Regions from separate parts of the Homo sapiens genome. Here region 2 is linked to region 1. Evidence: chromatin loops called from intact Hi-C (ENCODE). Cell type or tissue: OCI-LY7. All regions are shown on one strand. Each heading gives the region's core, and the rest is flanking DNA. Links, peaks and the distances in the headings are about the cores only.

Region 1 (7,876 bases), core at 1,518-5,517:
ATTTCAAAGGATAATAAAGACACCTGAAAAATTCCTGACACTTATAGAAACCACAGACTCACAGAAGATTATACACTAAAGACGTAGGGTTAAAAATGCATAAAAACACAAAGGTTGGAAAAACCATATTATTTCAGCAATTTAAGGCCAATAAATATTTTAAAACAATAAAGAGCAATCCATCATTGCTTGCATCTTTCAAGCCATCTTGTAAGCAAAGAATTGCAATGAGATTTATTGGTAAAATATGAAAAATTCACAAAATGGAAAGGGGATCATAATCATTTGCCCTAAATAAAATCAGGCTGAATTAATCAGAAGTCCAGAAGAACTGGGAACTTACAAACTTTTGATAAAGCTGAAATAACTATTACTTAAATGTGGAACAGCAGACAACCCACATGAGACAATGGCCCAGCAAGAGGGCTGAGGCAGAAACTGCCATCCGCTCACATTTCCAAACAGAGAAATAGTACCCCTAAAAAACAGTACCCCTAAAAATGAAGACAGGTGGAGACAGAACTCTAGAACAAGTAGAACACAACGATAAGTAGCAGACAGTAGGAATTGTAAATGGTTCCTAACAAAAAGCATGAAAGATTATTGTACAGCTCCTTAAGGAAAATGATAAATATCTACCCTTAAGGTTAAGGCAGACAGGCAAAAGACAAGTTAAAATTTGCTATACAAGTCCAATGCCATTACAATGAATATAAAAACAGAAATGGATCTAGTTATTTCAGTTCCAGAAAATACCCTAAAGTAGCAATGTTCTTTGATCTGGTTCAACAAATAATGTTCAAATGCTTCTTTAACCCAGTTACTCCAGTTAGGAGCTAACCAGGTTTTCAGATACAGTAAAGTCCTTACGGGTTCTTGGAAACTGTGGCTCTAAGTGAAACGATGTAAAACAAAATTAATTTTAGCATCAGCTAATTTATATAAACAAGAGTTAAGTTCCTTCAGGACATTTCTGGTCACAAAAACATTACCAAACTTCTGAGACCCAAAACACTTCTAAAATTAACACTGAAATAAATGTGAGCCATATATACATTTAAGAAAGATGAACAGAAACAAGATAATTATTTACCCAATTATTCCAATTCAGGGTCGCAGTGGCCCGAGCCGATCCCAGCAGCTTAGGGCACAAGGTGGGAACCACCCCTGGACAGGACACCATTTCATGGCAGGGCGCACTCACACACACACCTACATGCACTGCAATGGGGACAATGTAGACATACTAATTCACCTAACGTGCACACCTTTGGGATATGGGAGGAAACTAGAGTAGCCAGAGAAAACCCAAGCAGACATGGGGAGAATGTGCAAACTCCACACAGACAGTGGCCTAGGCTGGGAATGTTTTTTCTCATCAACGTTATAAGGAAATGGCATTGAATGAAATGAGGTTGTCTGAGGACCTGCTGTATTTGTATTGGAGGAGGAAACAGGTGAAGTGCCTGCATTCCTTTTTCCTGTTTTAAAACAGCAGTTAGCCCTCAACTTTCAACATTTGTCTCAATCTCAAATGAGTCAAATTTAGCTAAATAAAACTCACCACTAAGCAAAATAAGGGAGGAAAAAACCTCTAGAACAGAAAGAAAAATGAAAATGGATAAAACCTTGCTCTTTACTGATGCTAACGTACTTCATAAAGTACAGCGCTTAACTTCATTGCTAAAAAGGCTATAATGAACTCTATTTCGCTTTAGTCCTTAGGGGAAAAATGTATTTAAACCAAATTCCTACACAAGAAAGCCATACGGAGACCCACAGAGAACACAGAACTCTGCTGCTCTCAGTTCACAGCAGCAGGAGAGTCCTACCATCACAAACACCACAAGTAAAGTTCCATCTTACTGAGCCTCTTACTATTCAGCCTTGATCTGGCTACTTCCAAACATGGGACTGATGATGCAGAATAGCTAGTTTGACATTTTTCCCACTGAAAATTTATTTTTGCCGGAGACTGATTTTCTAAATCTGGAGAAATTGGGGGTTGGAGATAGGAGAGAGGTTCAGTTCGTGAAATTCTATTTATAGTGATGCAATAATGCAGGTACTATTGCCTTTAAAGCGCAGACACTGTGCGTTTAAAGCGCAGACACTGACAGCAAGTCTTCCAGTCTCTCCAGTATAACTTAAGTGACATGCCAGCAAGAGATGCAATTTGGTCCCTCAACAGTGTTAAGTGAGTAGAAATCTTAGGAATCAAAAAGAAAAGGAATACCATGTAGACTGAATTCCAGCTTACTACTTACCACTTGTAAGTTCACTGAAGCTGTGAAATTTCAGCCAAACAATTTCAAAAGTAGCATCTCCTTGATGAAAAGGAAGCAAGGAACTTATGGATGTCAGAATGACAAGAGTCTCTAAGGATATAACTGTAGTTTATTTATTTTAGGTGTGCCAAGTGTGCTATTAACGTATCTTCATTATATCAGAAAATTCTTTAAAAAGAGTTCTTTCTGGTTCTGTTCTGCATACACAAATCCTTCCATCCTGACAAATCTAGGCTGCTAATAGAGTACCTGGTTAATTTTTCTTAATCACAGAGATTCCCTATAAAATAGCAGCTGTCACATCTGTTTTGTCTGATTAGATGATTACTTGAATAGTTAAGGCAATTGAAAGTTTTCTTATTGTCCCCAACTTCAACAAACAAAGTTGGCTTTTCTATATCTTCTTGCCATTTCCTCTAAAAGTTGTACAACATTCCTTAATCCCATTGAACCCCCATTCCCAAATTCATGCTTGTAATGGCATACTGTCCTTCAGGACACGGTAGCCTTTCAAGATGTCCAGCTCCCCATAAGCTCATCCTGATAAAGGCCATTCACATTCATGTCAACTCAAACACTGTAAAGACTCCTGGCCTACAAATGCTCACTCCTCAAACACAGGAAAGATTGAAGACCACAGACATTTTAAGATTTAATTTTATTGACTATCCCAGGAGAAAGTCTATGGTAGTTGTCTCAGAAAAAACTATTCTCTTTGAGTCAGTTATCCTAAAATAGCAATTTTAGACTACAAAGAATGCTAAATGTGGTAGATTTCCGTAAGTGGCTAGTTATGAATGATTCGTCAGTAGCTAATAAACGAAATTGTTTGAGTTACCAACTTATACAAGCATTATACTGGTTGTTTTTACAAACATTATTACATTGACTCCTCACACCAATGCTTCAAGGTAGAAATCATTATCTCAATTTTAGTAATAAACTTGAGGCTCAGAGGTTAAAGTAACTTTCTCCAGACCATATTCTGGTAAGTAGTATATCTATATTTTAAACCAGTACTGACTAATACTGAAGTCCCTCAGTCAAGTTTAAAAAAAAAAAAGGTAATCCAAATATCAAATTCACAGATGAAAATGGAATCAACTACAGGAGGAAAAAACTATCCCTTTAAAAAAAAAAAAAGAAACAAAAATCCTGCTGTATTTCATGTTTTGGAACATATTTCTCTCGCTCCACTGATCTCACAGGTGCTGTTTATGACAACAAACATGCACATCTGTAGGGGTGAACTGACAGACACAAAGCAGGACGGCCTGAACTCTCTTCCTATATTTAGATCCTTCAGCTCAGCTCTTAATTGCATAATTTAATCAGGACCCTCTAGAAGGGAAACACATCCATATTCATCACAGGCATCAAAGGAAACATCTTTACAAGTTATATCCTTTTACAAACCAACATATGGTCTCACGCCACTTTCCCAATTGTTGAACTCCTCCTCTGGGAAGAGCATGGAATTTTATTTCTTTTTATCACTTGAAAAAATCACTTCCCTCCTAATTCAGTAAAACTGGGTGGAGGCCACTTCCTCCACAGGTGAGAGAAATAAAACTTGTTGATCTGTCATTGTCAGGAATTTTAAAGTTAACCATTTATTTTACATATTTTGAAAATGGAAACAAAAGGCAGACAAAACCCAGAATGAGAAATTGGGGCACATTCTCCATGCTTTCAAATAAAACCTCTACCTACTTTTTTGTCATTTTAAGATGGTTTCTAAATTAGAAAACAAGTGTCCTTAACTTGAATAGGTTTGAACTGCAGCTGTCCACTTAGTAGCTGTACTTTGAAGAAAACAACTCTGAGCCTCAATTTGCTTTTCCACAAAATTGTGATACCATCACCCAATCCACTGGGTTAGGCAGATTAAATATAAACATGAAAGGCTTACTTCAAAATTATAACATGCTGAAAAACAAAGTGATTAACAAAGCAGGTTCACAAATAAGGCTAATTTTAATATTTTGCATATCCAAAAAAATGAGGTTTACAGTCTAGTTTTTGTCTGTTTAATGAAGTTCTAACTTCATACAAAAAGAGAAAAACTAGTAACCACTACAGTTATTCAATTCACTCAACAAACAGCTATCACATGCCAGGCACTATTCTAAGCACTAGAAACGCAGCACTGAAAGAGACACAAAAAGTTTTTCAAAGTCTGTTTCTGTGCCTTGGTGGGGCCTACATTCTGGTGGTCAGGGAAAGCCTCGTCGTGAATGTGGTATCTGAACAGCCCCCTGAAAGGAATTATCTGGGGAAGGGCATTCCAAGCAGAGAGAAGGGCAATTGCAAAAGCCATTTGAGCCATTTGGCAAGAATGATCCTGAGATGTTCAAGGAATGGCAAGGAGTCCTCACTGAGGCTGGAATGGAGTGAGGGGAGAGAAATGAGAGATGAGGCCAGAGAGGTCACAGGGGAAGGTATGTGCGGGACCCACAGAGACTTCAGAGCTTTTGACCCAAATTGAGATGGAAACACTGGGAGATCTGAGCAGAGGAGAGCCATCATCCAACTTAGAGTTTAATAGAATTACTGTGGCTTGCTGGGTTGAGAACATACTGAAGGACGCAGGGATCGAAGTAGGGAGTGGTGGGTAGGGAGACCAGTTAGGAAGCTATGGCAATTGTTAAGGTACAAGATGATAAAGATTTCAACCAGCGTGGCAGAAGTCGTCAGATTCTGGATATATTCTCAAAGTACAGACATGAACAAATAATACTTTACTGCTTATATAAAGAAAATAATTAACTGTAAGGTTGGAGAATTGTTTAATTTTTAGAAGTATGAAAACCCGTATTATGGGAACTGTAAGACTGAGCGAGATTTTTTTCTTCTTTTTTTATGGAATCTTTCTACCCAGAGATTGAATATCTGAGGTAGGACCAAAGACAAGGCCACTGGAGGAGAAGTAGTCCAAGAATTATGGACTAAATGTCCATAATTCCTGTACAGGAATACAGGTTGAGTATCCCTTATCTGAAATGCTTGGGACCAGATGGTGTTTCAGATTCCAGGTATTTTTGGATGTTGGAATATTCTGAATATATAAAATGAGATATCTTGGGGATGGGACCCAAGTCTAAACATAAAATTAATGTATGTTTCATCTACACCTTATGCACATAGGCTGAAATTTTTCTTTTTTTCTTGAGACATGGTCTTGCTCTGTTGCCCACGCTGGAGTGCAGTGGCATGGCTCACTGCAGCCTAGACCTCCCAGGTTCAAGTGATCCTCCTACCTCAGCCTCCTGAATAGCTGGGACTACGGGCAAGTGCCATCTCGCCTGGCTAATTTTTGGATTTTTATTAGTGACAGGGTTTTGCCACATTGCCCAAGCTGGTCTCAAACTTCTGGGCTAAGTGATCCACCGCTTCAGCCTCCCAAAGGGTTGGGATTACTGGCATGAACCACCATGCCTGGCCAATCTTATAAAATAATTTTAATAATTTTGTGCACAAAAAAGTTTTGACTGTGACCTGTCAGATAAAGTTAGGTGCAGAATTTTCCACTTGTGGTGCCATATCAGTCCTCAAAAAGTTTTGGATCTTGGAGCATTTTGAATTTTCAGATTAGGGTCGCTCAACCTATAGTATAAAGGGAATAACAACCAGGAGTTAAATCTTGTAGGAATTAGAGTGAACGATATGGGCAATGGGGCAGAAAATGACTAACAAGGAAGAGTAATGAGTGGTATAATTTTACATGATAGTCGAAGTTGGGTGTTTTTTATAGAGGATGGTAGAAGAATGGTCTGAAGGTGGCAATAAGAGGTAAAAGGTTTATGGGAAAAACCAGCCACGGCTTGAGAGAGCCACAGGGGAAACAGCTCCCTCAGATGAACACACACAAAGATCTATGTTCAAGTATATTCGTGTTCTAAATAACCCAGGTGCCTAACAATAATGGAATGATTAAATAAATTATGATACATTCGACTATGATGTAACTGTTAATAAAATAAGAAAAAACAGATGGACTTTCATGTACAATACTACCATGAAAAGAAAACCATACCACAACTGTTCAGTAAGAAGTGGTAAAAAGTATCTATAGTATGGTCTCTTTCTAAAAACACAAATAGAAACAAAAACTGTCTATGTATATACATGTGCATTTTTAAAGGCCTAGAAAAAAATAAATGAAACTGAACAAGTAGTTACCTTTAGGAGTGAGCTGGGTACAAGGGAGTGCAGGAGAGCCAACTACTTTTAGTTTTAACCAATTGCTGTTTTCAAATTTAAAACCACAATAACAAAAATAAATAAAAACTGACAGTAGGTAAGAGAGTTATTTCTACATGGCTCTAGAAGACAGCATTATGACCAACAGGTGGCAAGATATATCTTTGTATAAAGGAAAAAAAATAATTGAAAGTGTATCTGCATAGGATTTTCAGAGAAATGTATTCTGGTAAAATACATGACCCTATTCTGGGTTAATATGATATGGATAGGAATGGAATGTACTCTTTTATTAAGGATTCAGGCACATAATCAAAAAATTCCATTTCAAAAAATGGCATATTATAGCAAAAAAGTAAGTTTCCCTCCCATTTTAGACCCTTACTCCCCTTTTTATTAACTGTTCAAATATCCATCAAATTTTTCAATGCATGAATTTCTTATTAAAATAAAAATGTTCTATGTTATTCAAATATCTTCACAAGCAATTTGGTCCTGTCCTTTTTCCATTACAGAAATCTGTTATTTGAAAGAATAACTTCTAAAAATCAAAGTTTATCTAACCACTGAAACAAACATTGACATCGGCCAGATTCCACTCTCATATGACAATCAATGACAGACTTTTTCAATCTGCCAAAAACTGGACTGGAATTGCAAACATTCATTTGGCCACCTTGGAGGAGAAACTGAACAAATAGCAGCAACCCCCTCTTCCAGAATGTGAGAGCTCCCTCCACCTAAGAGCTAAAAGAAGCAAATGCAAAGTTTTTCACTGGTTTTAGAGAAATAATGCTTTAGATATAAGCAAGCATCACCTATAGAATTAGGTGAGCCCTGTGCCCATGAATCTAGTCCTTTCTACCTCTGATCACTTGTTCAGTACAGTCTTATCTGCTAACTTCCCTAAAGTAATTTATTTACCAATTACAATGGAAAAACCCAAGACAATATTCTCAGAAGACTTCAGAACCCAAGTTCTCCTCCTTTACACGCTCAGCTACTAAGAAGGCTTTCGTTTCCATTAATCCAGTATTTAACTGAACAAATTTTTAAGCCCTTATCACCAACATAAAGGTGCAGTAGAAAGAAAATGAGTATAACACAGTTCCCATTACCATCAAGCTTATGGTTATGAAGTGTGTATGGGAGAGATGGGAGAACCATATCATATGGTACACTATGATAAGAGTCACAGGACCGCCTGTTCAGGCTCTTCATCTAAGGAGAAACATACGTGCAGACAGAGCGACCTACAGTCTGTGCTACAACGACATCTTCCACGCATCCTGAGCTCGGTGTTACTTACCCTACAGTGGAAATCCAAATAGTCCAAATATCAACCAGCTGTTTCAGTGGGTATGAAAAATGGGACAGATAATCCA
Region 2 (7,876 bases), core at 2,646-6,645, 51 kb before region 1:
CTAGACAGAATGACATTCAATTTCTTCCCTATTCAGCCACTGAAGGTCCCCCTATCAACACACAGCTCTTGATCTTTCAATCTCTGAGCAAAACGGGCAGGAGTACATTCAAGTATCCAAAAAGCTATTATTGACACCTAGCCATTGCCATGAATCAATACATTCTATCATTCATTTGTACAAGAAGGTAGCTTGGCAGAATTAGTGCATTAAGACAATACAGTTCCATAGAATAAAGTCACTATGAAAAAGAGAAAAGTAACTGCTACTGCAAAGATCAAAAACTCATTGGTGAGGGTGGACAATGAATGTGAAGTTCTGATTAATCCTTTAATCACTGTTTCATGAGGAATATCAGAGAAGGTTGGGTTCTATTTATTTCTGCTATCTATCTACTCCCGTAGTTTTAAGAAATACATCTGGGGCCAGGCGCGGTGGCTCACACCTGTAATCCCAGCACTTTGGGAGGCCGAGATGGACAGATCACCTGAGGTCGGGAGTTCGAAACCAGCCTGGCCAAAATGGTGAAACCCCGTCTCTACTAAAACGAGGTGTGGTGGTGTATCCCTGTAATCCCTGCTACTTGGGAGGCTCAGGCATGAGAATCACTTGAATCCAGGAGGCGGAAGTTGTTGTGAGTCAAGATCACGCCACTGCACTCTGGCGTCGGTGACAGAGAGAGACTCTGTCTCAGGCAGGTGATCACTTGGGGTCAGGAGTTTGAGATCAGCCTGGACAACATGGCAAAACTCTGTCTCTACTAAAAATATAGAAATTAGCTGGGTGCGGTGGCCACACGCCTGTAATCCCAGCATGCTTGGGAGGCTGAGGCAGGAGAATTGCTTGAAGCTGGGAGGCAGAGGTTGCAGTGAGCCGAGATCACACCATTGCACTCCAGCCTGGGCGACAGAGCGAGACTGTCTTAAGAAAAAAGAAAAAAAAGAAGAAAAAAGAAAATATATCTGAACATCAGAACTTGTATGAACTACATCTATGTAGATATATATATATCTACATAGATGTATGTACACTCATGCATTTGTAAATATAAACAAACTCCTAAAATTAATTTACAGGCTTATGTGCAGGTTTCCTCCATCAGATAGCAAGATCTTTGAAGGCAGGAATTTATCTTTACCTCCAATATACAGCATAATGACAGAAAGCAGAAGCTCTATAAATATGTGTTCAGCTGAGCTGACTTGGAATTTTCAGACATAGAATTTAAAGTACAAATAATTTATAAAATGTGTTTTATGTTAATATCCAAAAATGATCATTTTAAAAACAGCACAAGATTGGCTATTGTTAGTAAAATGTTCTAATTTCTTTAAAATGTTGAATGGGAGAGGACAAAGTATGCAGTCCTTATAATAAAGAACAGTTTTGTAAAAACAGTGTGCAAATTTTTTGTTGCTAACATATGATAAACAACTTTTCTTTAACATTCAGCAGGATTTTTAAATAATATTTACCTTCAGCTCTCCAAATCCAACTTCCAGGCTAAGTTCATTATATCTTGTATAACTCTCCATTCTAGTGCTTATCAGATTATAATTAAAGATATACTAGGGCATAAGGATCTTGATGATAAGAGACTTTAGGTGCTTTTTCATCTTTGTATTACTTCTCTGAAATAGTGCTAAAATATCTGCTGAATGAATGAAATCTAATAAATTTTGAATGCATAACTTTGCATTATAAATACCTTTTATTAGTGTAAAGGTTGTTTTTACTTGTGTAAAAGTAAATTATTAAAACTCTACAAAAGTAAAATAATTAAAATTGATTGGGTAAACAATAAGAAATGAGTTTGAGCAGAAAGCTAATTGGAACATTAAAGTAATAAATTCTCTTAGAGTGGTCCTTCAATAACAGACTCACTGAGGGACCTCAGTAATAATTACCACAGTTCTCAACTCCATCCACCCCCATTTCAAAGACGATAAACCTGAGAACCAGAGAAGAAATCTGTGCCTTAATCACACAGTTAAAATGGCAGAAAAAACTGGAAACCGCATCTCGACTCTCAAGAGCTGTTCTTTCCTCCATACCAATTAAAACAATAAACAAAAACACTTCTGGCAGGTCACTGTTCTTATTTTAAAAATCATTTGAGCCAAATGCTAAGTCAAAAATTAAACAGCACATGTTAACAATGAATAAGATAGTTCTTTGTAGTCCCATATGTACATAACATATAGGTTAACCTCTTTAAAGGGTAAAAAAATTTTCTTAATACTAACAAGGTACCAGACTCAACTACAAATAACTGTTGAAGTATACTGCAAAAAGCAAACAAGCAAACAAACAAACAAACACACAAAAACAAACACTAAGGGAACACACTGAAAATCTAAGATGCTTTAAATAAGTAGGAAAAGTAACTATATTCAGGAAAAGATATCTTTGATCTAAGGGATGATTAACAAGTAAGGCTCCAAAATTATCCTCAGTAATAAATACATTACAAAACAGGTTTAACAACAAGTTTGGTGAGCTTCTGAAGAGAAGACATAAAAGATAATTGCCTCACTCAAACATATAATTAGTTCTGTTTCTCAAAGTACGAGAGAATGAAATTTATTTTTGAGAATTCAGAGACAGGTCAGTTACTAGAAAAGTCACTGACTCAGAAATCTAATCAGACATTTAAGGTTTTTAAGATTTCAATGGCATCTTAAAAATTTTTATTTCTCAGAGGCAGAACATGAGACAGCAAAAAGATCAATTATTATGAGCAATGTCTTTAACCTCTTCCCTCATCAAACCTTACAATGCAATCTTTGAGCTAAGGCATCTATTTATCTTGGGCAAGGGCCTTATTAACTTCTGAATTGTAAGAAAATCATGAAGCTTACTGAAACCACTAAAAAAAACCTGACCAAACACAATTTCCAATGTGATGAACTTTAATTTTTACAAAAAGATCACTTGCTTACTGTTGAAACAAAAACAAGCATTACCATCATAAAAGTACAAAAAACAAAGAATGAAAAGGAAGGAAGATATGCTTACTCAACTGATCTCGTAAAACAACCATGTATTTAAATTATATGTTAAATATATAACATAACATATTCTACTGGTAATACAATAGCTAAAGCGGTGCTATCTGAATAAGGAAAAGGCTAGTAAAACCTACTGCTATTGATATTTAATACAAGTACTCCTATGTTCCAATGATATTTTCCTAATAATTGAAATTTTTGTTAAAGTTTAAAAATGCCTAGATAATAAGTCAGCTAATATGATAATATGTTATCAAGAGGATATAGATTCATATATCGCCAAAAAAAAAAAAAAAAAGCACAGCAAAAGTATGTTAGGCCCTAAATGGAGGAGTCGGAGCTCACTTACCTTCACAAAGCTCATACGTATAGTACACATTTTTGTAAGCTCATAGACTGTCTCAAATCCATGGTTCACAGACTGTGCCAATAACTGAGCAAATTCTTGGTTGTTAAAAATTTTCAGACTACACCCACTAGGGATCTTGCAAACAGTAGTAGGATGAAATCCATGATGGTAGTTGCAGTTCCGACTTTGCACAAAGATGCTACTGTCACTAAGGCATTCGGCATACACCTCCCCTCCAACATAATAAAGATGAACTCCTATAGGAAGACAAAGCATACCATTTAGTTATTATTAATTTTTACAGCTCAAAGGCACCTGTGCAGCTTCAACACAGAAACTTAAATATACATGGATTTAAACTTTGGCTAGTTAGCTAGCTATTCTCTAGGTCCTGTACAACAGGAGTTCCCAACCCCCGGGGCCATGGACCAGTATCAGTCCGTGGCCTGTTAGAAACCAGGCCACATAGCAGGAGGTGAGTGAGCAAGCATTACAGCCTGAGCTCCACCTCCTGTTAGATCAGCGGCAGCATTAGATTCTCATAGAAGCATGAACCCTATGGTGAACTGTGCATGGGAGGGATCAAGGTTGCGTGCTCCTTATGAGAATCTAATGCCTGATGATCTGAAGTGGAACAGTTTCATCCTGAAACTATCCCTTTCCCATCCCCTGTGGAAAAATTGTCTTCCATGAAACTGGTCCCTGGTGCCAAAAAGACTGGGGATGGCTGATGTATGACTGATAAAAATCTTAGTTAACCGCATTACTTAATACAGTATCTAGGAGGTTTCTAGAAAATAACATAACAAAATGTTTTAAAAATAGTAATAGGCCAGGCACAGTTGTTCACGCCTGTAATCTCAGCACTTTGGGAAGCCATGGTGGACAGGTTGCTTGAGCTCAGTTCAAGACCAGCCTGGGCAGCACGGTGAAACCCCATCTCCACAAAAAAAAAAAAAAATACAAAAAATTAGCCAGGCATAGGGGTGCACACCTGTAGTCCCAGTTACACAGAGGCTGAGGTGGCAGGATTGCTTGAGGCAAGGAGGTTGAGGCTGCAGTGAGCTGTGATTGAGCCACTGCACTCCAGACTGGGTGACAGAGTGAGACCATCTCAAATAACAACAACAACAACAACAACAACAACATGTAGCAATTTCATTTTGGTAAGTGATTAATGTCCTATTTGGCCACACATTGAAAGTATATTTTCACTCTAAAAAGATAGCATAATAAAACCTGGATGCTATGTATTTACTATAAAGCGCTCTTGCATTTATTGTACAGCTAAGATGTTTGGAAAATTTTAGAAAGGGAAGAAAGGAGAAAGAGAAGAGAGGAACTGGAAAGCCACAGGTGGAAGAAGTATTGCCGAAAGCTGTAAGATATAAGATCCAGTAAAAAAACATGAAAATGAAACTAGAAAAGTCATACTGTGTGTGTAAAATTAGATCTCACTGAACTATCACCTGCTCCAAACTTCTTCCTGTGAGACCCAGAGTGCTTAAAGTGTAGGAAATTGGGCCTACCCTGCCTTTAAAAAAAGGAAAGTAGGGGTAAAAAAACCCATTCTCACAAAGCCCCACACCATTATGGAAGATGACTTTATACAGGTCACCCAGCAGCGTTAGATCCCATGTGGGTTTAAATGATCCACCTTGTAGGTAACTCTGGTATGGCTTAGTCAAGGCTATATTGTGTCTCACAGAAAACATTACAAGTTTTGTTTATATGTATACACAGCGGTTAGGATTTCTGTAATAATTAAATAGCTGCTAGAGCAGAAGGCCATTTTTTTGGCCTGATATAGAGAAAACAATTTAAGAGTGTGTGTGCTACTAATTTTTCCTGATGATAAAAATGACAAATTTTCATCCTGAAAAATCAGAAAGTAAATCAAAATATAAAGAAGCAGAAAATATTATCACTCTTTTAGTGACTCAGAGGCAATAATTATTAATAGTTTGATACACTGTATTCAGTTTTGGGTATCATTAAAATGTCTTTGCAAACATTTAAAATATCTCCATGATTGTATGAATGTTTTTTAAATGATTTTCCCATTAGTGGACCACTGGGATGACAGCAATGTTCTGCTTTTATAGTTAATGCCATGATAAATGTCTCTGGACAATTTTTGATAATATCCTTAGGAGAGATTCCTGGAAGTTAAATTACTGGATCGAAGGCTGCTGATTAACTCTGCCAAATGACTTTCCAGAATGCATCAATTTACACTGTCACCAGCAGTGTAGGAATGCTTTTCTCATTTCACCCATGCCAGTACTGAATTTGAGTGTAGAGCAAAAACAAAACGTCCCTAATTTATAGTTGACAAATAATTGTTTAATTTGCCTGTGAGGCTGGATATGCTCTCGTAGTTTATTAGCCATCTGCGTTTCTCTTGTGAATTCACTGTTCACATTTCTTACCTATTTATCTCACTGGGGTCCTATTTGTTTTATTTTTTAATGAACTGTTCATGTAAGAAGGATATACTTTCTTATTTGCTTCCCTGTTAGTCCTTTGTCTTTTAATTTTATTTGTGACATATTTTTAACCTACAGAAGTTTGCAATCTCTTAGTTAAACCTCTTATGGTCTTTTGTTGCTTTTTATGCTTAAAAAATTTCCACCTCTCTGATCAAGCATATTTTCTTCTAGCTTTTTAATTGTTTGACTCTTGAAAAACATTCAACTCATTAATCTGTTTGCATATATGGTATGAGGTCAGGGTTTCTCTTTCCCAGCCTCACCCAAACGCTAACTTGGTTATTGTAGAACCATTAGAAGACTCTACTGATTTGCTATGCTTCATTTAACATACATTATATTTTTATAACAGTATAGTCTGAGTTTAACTCATTCTGTTTTGTCTACACACTGGTTTACTTGTAGTTTTACAATGTTTTATTAACCCTAATGCCGATAATTTTTTCTTTACTTTTCCATTTACAAAGTTAGCTAGCCTCACTTGTTTATCCTTCCAGGTAATATTCAGAATATTCAGAATACATTTTCCAATTTTCAAAAAAATCACATTGTGATTCTGAAAAGAGTTGTTTTAAATTATAAATTAAATTAGATGGAATTAATATGCTTAAAATGTTCTCACAATATTAAGCCTTCCCTTTAAGGAACACAGACTGCCTATTTATTCAAATTTTCTTTCTCTCAGTAAAATTTGGTTTCTTCATGTAATTCTCACATATTGCAGGTTCAGATTATTTCCAAGAAACTGATGTTTTCTGTGGCTATTGGGAAGGGGATATTTCCCCTTTCATTATATTTCTAACTGGTTATTACCAGATTAAAGGAAACTGACTTACATAATTTTTAAAAGATAGATTCTTTGGAGGTTTCTAGATAAATAATCATATCATTTGAATAGGCACAATGCCCAACTATAATACTGGCATGGATGAAGGGAGAAAGGCACTCATATATTTCTGGTAGGAGTGCAAATTCATTTTATGTATGTCTGTATTTATTTATCTCTTTTGTTTTAATTAATTAATTAATTTATTTCAAGACAGAGTCTCTCTCTGTCACCCAGGCTGGAGAGCAGTGGCTTGATCTCAGCTCATTGCAACCTCCGCCTCTCAAATTCAAGTGATAACTTTGCCTCTGTCTCCCGAGTAGCTGGGATTACAGGCGTGTGCCACCACACCTGGCTAATTTCTAATTTTTAGTAGAGACCCGGGTTCCACCATGTTGCCCAGGCTGGTCTCGAACTCCTGACCTCAACTGATCCACCTGCCTTAGCCTCCCAAAGCACTGGAATTACTTTTTGGAAAGTAATTTGGTGAAATATATCAATGGATTTTGATATACTAATTTCACTTCAAGAATCTATCCCGAGAATACTGTCAATCAAACATATCATCTACACATAATGATCATCTTGCCTTATTTCCATTATCTATAATTGTATATTTGAGTACACTACTAAGGGCATCTGGAACAATTTTAAATAACAGCATTCCAAGATTCTTTATTTTCTTAATAATGTTTTAGGAGGAAATGTCCCATAGCACAATTTTTCTTTGCTACTTTGGGATAAGAGTCATCTTTAGAGTTTAACGAAAAGTATGTCTTTCCCTCCCAAATGTATGCAAAATTGTGTTTACATACAATTTCAGAGGTTTACAGACCACAGAAAGATATCTATGTATGTTATGAACCTAGGTTCTAGCATTTCATTATTAAATTTACAGTCAAGAGTTTTTTCCTTTAATTATATAAGAGAATATCTATCAATTCCTAATTTAAGAGTTGGAGTTTTCTTCCCCTCAGGATTAAATGTTACACTTTATCTTGAGTGCTTTTAAAGCATCTAATAAATAACCTTTTAATCTGGTCCACTGTTCTAAATTTCATAGTAGGTCACTGTTTCATACTTTTACTCTGGAAATAATTTCAAATTTGTAGAAAAGTTTGAAAGGGAACAAAGAAAAACAGAACAAAGAACACCCATATAACCATTATCCAGATGCATCTATTGTGACAATTTACTC

What was found. A loop is a pair of places that touch in the nucleus more often than their neighbours do. Peaks named below come from ENCODE experiments on the same cell type or tissue, not always from the same donor. Only the 100,000 strongest peaks of a DNase experiment are listed, where the experiment ranks them.
Region 2: it touches region 1 in a loop (4-fold over the local background); 7 of 110 quality-filtered maps call a loop at or near these places.

What each region holds. Positions count from the first base shown.
Region 1 is chr4:145,497,197-145,505,072 of GRCh38, reverse strand. The region is part of intron 1 of SMAD1 (SMAD family member 1); the gene reads right to left. SMAD1-AS2 (SMAD1 antisense RNA 2) reads left to right here and starts at 2,093. Exons shown (of 2, transcript NR_108077.1): 1 at 2,093-2,197; 2 at 7,007-7,876. In OCI-LY7, for the core only: a CTCF peak has its summit at 3,895; DNase peaks (open chromatin) are centred at 3,032, 3,532, 3,952, 4,442 and 1 weaker place; H3K4me3 peaks cover 3,875 bases; H3K27ac peaks cover 4,000 bases.
Region 2 is chr4:145,549,525-145,557,400 of GRCh38, reverse strand. It overlaps SMAD1 (SMAD family member 1), which reads right to left. Exons shown (of 7, transcript NM_005900.3): 6 at 3,361-3,617. Among named protein-coding and RNA genes, the nearest start is that of SMAD1-AS1, 36 kb to the right of the region's middle. In OCI-LY7, for the core only: no CTCF peak of the experiment used is centred there; a DNase peak (open chromatin) is centred at 4,830; H3K4me3 peaks cover 1,247 bases; H3K27ac peaks cover 2,321 bases.